2 separate regions of the Homo sapiens genome follow, and region 1 is linked to region 2. The links are chromatin loops, found by intact Hi-C in ENCODE. Cell type or tissue: B cell. All regions are shown on one strand. Links, peaks and the distances in the headings refer to the core of each region. The heading gives the core; the rest is flanking DNA.

Region 1 (2,914 bases), core at 257-2,756, 820 kb after region 2:
ACAAAGGGGCCATCAACAAAGATGTGGGGGTAGGAGAACCACAGGGATAGTACAAGAAGCAGGAGCTGTTATCACCCTAGAGCCAAAGGGAATAGGGGAGGTCGTGGCTACCCCAAACTTAGAAGGGGACAGAGTTGAGTACAGGAGGCCACCTTAAAAGAAATGGGGGCCTTCAGTGGAAGGATCAGTCAGCCCAAGTAGACTTCACAGGGAGGAAGATAGACTAAATGCGTCCCCTCATTCTCCTCTGCCCTCTGATCTCTTGGTGGGGCTTCCCTATTGGCTGGAACTGGCCAACGGGAGCCAAAGGGTGGGGGGCCCTTTGAGATGAGTGCAATGAATGCATAAGGGTCAGCTTCCTGGGGCACAGGGCAGGGAGGAGGGGGTGGAGGGTGGGCCTGGAGGGGAAGATGGAAGATGTCGTGAACATCTACTTCCATATTGGGTCGCACTCTACGGTGTGGACTCCTCTAGGTCAAGCTATTTGGCTCCTTGTTCTTTTTGTTCCCAGTACACAACCTAGCGTACGGCTCATGCTTCCAATCGTGTTTGCTGACACCCTGAATGAATTCCGTCGTGCCTCTTTGTTTCTCTCATTGGCAGTGTAGTGGCAGTTAATGACATTTCGACAGAATGGAACCGAAACACTTCCTTTTTTCTTTTTTTTCTGAGACAGGGTCTGGCTGTATCGCCCAGGCTGGAGTGCAGTGGCACGAATCTCAGCTCACTACAACCTCCACCTCCTGGGCTCAAGTGATCCTCTAACCTCAGACTCTCGAGTAGCTGGGATGCACACTACCATACCCGGCTAATTTTTTTTGGATTTTTTTAGTAGAGACAGGGTTTCGCTTTGGATTTTTTTAGTAGAGACAGGGTTTCGCCATGTTGCTCGGTCTGGTCTCAAACTCCTGGGCTCAAGAGATCTGCTTGCCTCAGCCTCCCAAAGTGCTGGGATTACAAGTGTGCGCCACTGCACTTGGTCTAGAAACACTTCCTAAGGTGAAAGTTTGGAGGGTGGAAGAAGAAAAAGAGAAAGGAACCAGAAATGCCCCAAAGATGAAGGCTGAATGATGCTGGAGCTGTTTCACTTTCTTCTCAGGAAGTGTAAATAATGAGCTGTACTTTCTTCTTCATTCACAGTAGTAATAAAAACACAATAACTGGCATATGCAGTGCTTCCAAGCCGACCAAGTGGTTTATATGCATTACCTCATCGGATCCCCTCAACAGCCCTGTAAGGTACACGATATTGTCATCCCAATCTTATAGACCAGGCTTAGAGAGGTTAAGTGGTTGGTCAGCCAGTGAGTGTTGGTGGAGCCACCACTGGGACTTTGAGTCCATTTCCACTGTCACCACTTGTGCTCTGCTGCCCTCCTGCCAGAACACCTCTCAGGCCTGTTCCTTACTGGGCAGGCTGTCCAGATCGGAACCTCCTCCTTTCAAGAGGCTAAACTAAACAGCTGAGCAGGAACAAGAGCAAACAGGGCAGGAAGAGAGGAGGAGCCCTGCAGAACACAGTGGCCCTTTGTTTTCTGCTGCCACCTCCTGGATCATCAACACCCTTTTGTCCTCTGTTCTCTGCTTCAAATACAGGCTGAGCTGGGGTGGCGGGGGGAATGCCCTTCCTACTCATTGCACAACTATATAATAATCTTGAATATTTTAAATTGAAGTCATTTAAAAAGGAAGGAAATTCTGACACATGTGATTGAAGACATTATGTTAAGTGAAATTAGCTGGTCACAAAAGGACAAATCCTGTATGATTCCACTCATATCATGTACCTAGAGTCATGAAATTCATAGAGACAGAAAGTAGAATGGTAGCTGCCAGGGGCTAGGGGGCGGGCAGAAAAGAGGAGAAGCAGAAGTTATTGTTTAATGGGTACAGAGTTTCAGTTTTGCAAGATGAGAAAAGTTCTGGAGATGGATGGTGCTGATGATTACAAAACAACGTGAGTGTATTTAATGACACTGAACTGTACACTTAGAAATGGTTAAAATAGTAAATTTTACTATATATATATATATGTTTCTTTTTTTTTTTTTCTGAGACAGTCTCACTCTGTTGCCCAGGCTAGAGTACAGTGGTGCAATCACAGCTCACTGCAACCTCTGCTTCCCAGGCTCAAGCAATCCTCCTGCCTCAGCCTCCCAAGTAGCTGGGATTACAGGTGTGCATGACCACACCCAGCTAGTTTTTGTATTTTTAGTAGAGACGGGGTTTCACCATGTTGCCCAGGCTGGTCTTGAACTCCTGACCTCAAGTAATCCTCTGGTCTCGGGCTCCCAAAGTTCTAGGATTATAGGCGTGAGCCACCACACCCAACTCTGCTATATATATTTTACACAATTTTTAAAAAACTGAATTCAGCAAACATTTAATGAGCATCTACTCTGTGCTCTGTACTGGGCATTTAAAACCATAAATCATCAGCCCCACCTTCAAGGATCTGTCAGTCCCATTGGGCAAAGTGACATAAATGTACCCAGCCCTGTGTGAAAAGTGCAACAATGGCAGAGTGCACACGCGACTGAAATAGCACCAAGGAAGAAGAGCCAGTTCTGCAGCAAGGTGTGGGGAGGAGTCATGAATCTTTCCTGAAGGAAGCCACATTTCCAGGAACTGAGATGACTTCACGTGTGTAAAGAGGTTGGGCGGGAAGTGGGGCTGCTGAGGACACACAGAACATTCCAAGCAGAGAAATAGCATGAGGAAAAATATAGAGGTGTGAAACGGCACATCGCTGAGTCTCCTCTCCAACTCCTTGCCTTGATTTGTGGGGATATAACTAAACCCATATCCCCTTATTCTATACGATTGATATGTCTACAGGAGTGTTTCTCAAACCATCTGTGATAAAGGACCAGAATATATATATATATATATATATATAATTTCTAGTACATCA
Region 2 (2,914 bases), core at 122-2,621:
CCTGCATGGAGCAAGCCTTGCTGTTGACAATTCATAATTTAACTTACAAAGAAAGAAGCTATGCACATCCTCCTACCATCTCCCAGCAGGATGCTGTAGGAGGGTAGCCATGAGACCCCACAGAGCACCGCTTCTCAAACTATTGGTGATGAAGGACTAGTTGTTTCTTATTTTTTTGTTTTCCCAATCTGTCATGGACAAATCTTTGATAAAATACAACAAAAATAAATCACTGGAGAAAAAAATGAAAAGTAAAAAGTCCAAAGTTTTAGTATTTGGATTCAACAGATGTAAAATTACTCTGTCATATTGTTATAGAAGTTTCAGAATGCTTATTCTCAGTCTCGGTGCTATCTCGTCATTTATGGGTGACAAATTGTTCTTGAACCTGCCCTGGTCTGTAGACCACTCTTTAAATAGTGCTGTTGCAGAGGACTTCAGAACAGCTTGGCAGAGCCTCCTGCCCCCAGTTAGTTATCCAGCCTGAGGGTTTGGAGGTGGGGATGAGACATGCCTAAAGAGAAGATCTCTGGGCAATGGATTTGGCAGGACAAGAATCCATGGCAACCTTTAGTTGAAACCAAAATTCTACAAATGTTGGTGCTTGTTACACTTTCATTCATGACAACTCCCTGAGGGACCCATATTGCATTTGGTCTTCCTTAAACGGGGAAACCAAGGCTCAGGGCCGTTCTGGGACTTATTCAAGTTCACAAGGAGCTTCCAAAGCCCAGGTCTTCCTCCTCATTTCCAGTACCCTCTTCAACCAACTTCCTCGTTCTGATGGGAGGATGCCATTATCTACACAGGAGCCCCCTGAGGGAGATGTTCTCTTCTGCAAGGGCCCCTCTTCCTTGTGGTTGCTGACAGCTTCTGTGGGCATTGCTCAGATTCCTCCTAACACTCTTATCTGCCTTCCTCATTCCCTCTTTCATGAGGAATGGGATCCCAGTCCCTCCCAAAGGAAGGAGCTGAGCAAGATGCTAAATCACAAAACCTCTTCTTCTTGGCCACAGGAACCAGGAGATCCACCTCAGACATTTCCTCTCGCCCACTGTTGAATTGTACCTTCTGGAATTGAGAAGACATCCGGAACCATGGAGGTCTGGACCCTCTGAGCCCTTACTCCTGAACCCCTCTGTCTGAGCCTGTTTTCCTTATCACACTCAGAAGGGAAGGGGCTGTCCAACCCTGTTTCTCATCTAAGCCATCCACAAGCTCACGCTTGTAGACAGACCACCATCTCCCGGCCTGGCAGCTGTCAGCAACAGAAAAACCTGCTTTAGCCAGTTCCATCTTCGCCAGCAGATGTCACTACAGCCTGACCTCAGGTTACCCAAAATGAGTTCCTAATTTGGGTCATGAAGCTCTAGGAGGACCACGGACAAACACGCACCCAGAAGAGAATCCTTTTGCCCTTTTTCTTTTCTTCTATGGGGCAAACTTACTGACTGCCAGTAAGATGTTTTTTATACTTCTGTTTCACCATCTGTAAAATGGACATTTCCACCATGTTCCCTATCTTCCCTACAGGGATGCTGTGGGATTCTGGAATGCCTATGATGTTCCAGAACTAATTGGTTCCCCTCCTCACAGGACCTCAGTTATTTCCTCAAACAGAGGATAAAATTAGAGCACCTTTATGATAATTGACTTGCCTCGCATTTGCCTTAACAGATACCTGGAACCATCTCCACCTACTTCCGTTTCCATAGTAACAGAAGGGTCAAAAAAAAACTAACAAAATAAGACACCTAAGAGGCATAAACAAAATATGTGATGGTGTGGGAGGCTGTAAAGTTTTTATTGCCACCTGTTTGGGAAGACCTGCATAATTCAGTCGTGCTCCTGGCATTTGTGAGCAAAGCAATCACCCCAAAGTTGTGGCAATAAAGCCTTTATAGCCCCCCATGCTGGCACGCCCGCTTTCTAGGTACAAAGCCCCAGTTTGATAAACTTCCGCTTCTCACATTTGCATAATGGAAATGGACTAGATTTTAAACCCAGGCTGTTGGGAGGCATAACTCGCAGCTCTCCTGGAAGTGAATCACGAGCTTTCCTGGGTGGAGGTAGCTGGAAGAGGCACCGAACCCCACCGATAAGACCACAGGGCAGGGCAGGGGCACCAGAAAAGACCCTCCCCGCTCTCTTGGATGTAAGGCCGGGCCAGGTTTTGGTTGAAGGTCACATTGCTCCTGGGTCAGAGAACTATAACATCAAAGCGCCTTTATGGTAAGCACACTGGCAGAAAGAGCCTGTCTAGGGCAACTTTGGGGCAGAAAGGGTGGTTATAACCCAAGTATGTACGTGATGTTCTTTCCCTTCCGACCCTCCACCCCCATGCTGCTCTCTGGCACCCTCACATTTTCTGGTACCCCCTCCTCCAACCTGCCATCCATTGCCCACTATTCCCACAATTTTTTTGCAAAGTGTGCACATTGCGGATGGGGGGAAGGGGTAGCAGTGGCTGCGCTTGGTGCCTCCCCCTCTCGGGAGATTACTGCAGCCCTGCCGGCGCTCAGTGGTAAAAGTTTGAACGTGTCTGCAGAGCTTAATCAAATGCTAATTCCGTGTGGTGAAAGAATTTGCTGGAATCTGCAAGGGAGCTCCTGGCAGCAAGAAAATGCGTTGATTCACTCCCAAATCTGCTTTGCCCAAGCCGGGTGCGATTTAGACTGTAAAGCTGCATTAAATCACAAAGTGCTGTGTGGATCACACAGCCATCCTTTGTGTCGTTAATGAAGGGAAAAACAGGGCTTTATTCTGAAGCTTTGTGTATAATCAGATGCCATGTTGTAAAGCTCTGGAAAACACACCAGAAATCATAATTGGGAGGAAATAAAAGGGTTAGTCCAAAACAGCATATGATTTAAATAAGAAGGAAAAAGAAACTGCCCCCAAGATTTGTGCGTTT

Evidence for each region. Hi-C counts contacts between places; a loop is a spot of excess contacts. Peaks named below come from ENCODE experiments on the same cell type or tissue, not always from the same donor. Only the 100,000 strongest peaks of a DNase experiment are listed, where the experiment ranks them.
Region 1: a loop joins it to region 2, with 32 times the contacts of the local background. A loop is called at or near these places in 3 of 110 quality-filtered maps.

What each region holds. Positions count from the first base shown.
Region 1 is chrX:40,467,002-40,469,915 of GRCh38, forward strand. No RefSeq gene overlaps it. Among named protein-coding and RNA genes, the nearest start is that of ATP6AP2, 110 kb to the right of the region's middle. RefSeq lists an enhancer at 1,376-1,670. In B cell, for the core only: a CTCF peak has its summit at 1,535 (motif pointing left); a DNase peak (open chromatin) is centred at 1,520.
Region 2 is chrX:39,651,230-39,654,143 of GRCh38, forward strand. No RefSeq gene overlaps it. Among named protein-coding and RNA genes, the nearest start is that of MIR3937, 8.5 kb to the right of the region's middle. RefSeq lists enhancers at 1,742-2,303, 2,304-2,863. In B cell, for the core only: CTCF peaks have their summits at 1,303 (motif pointing right) and 1,505; no DNase peak of the experiment used is centred there.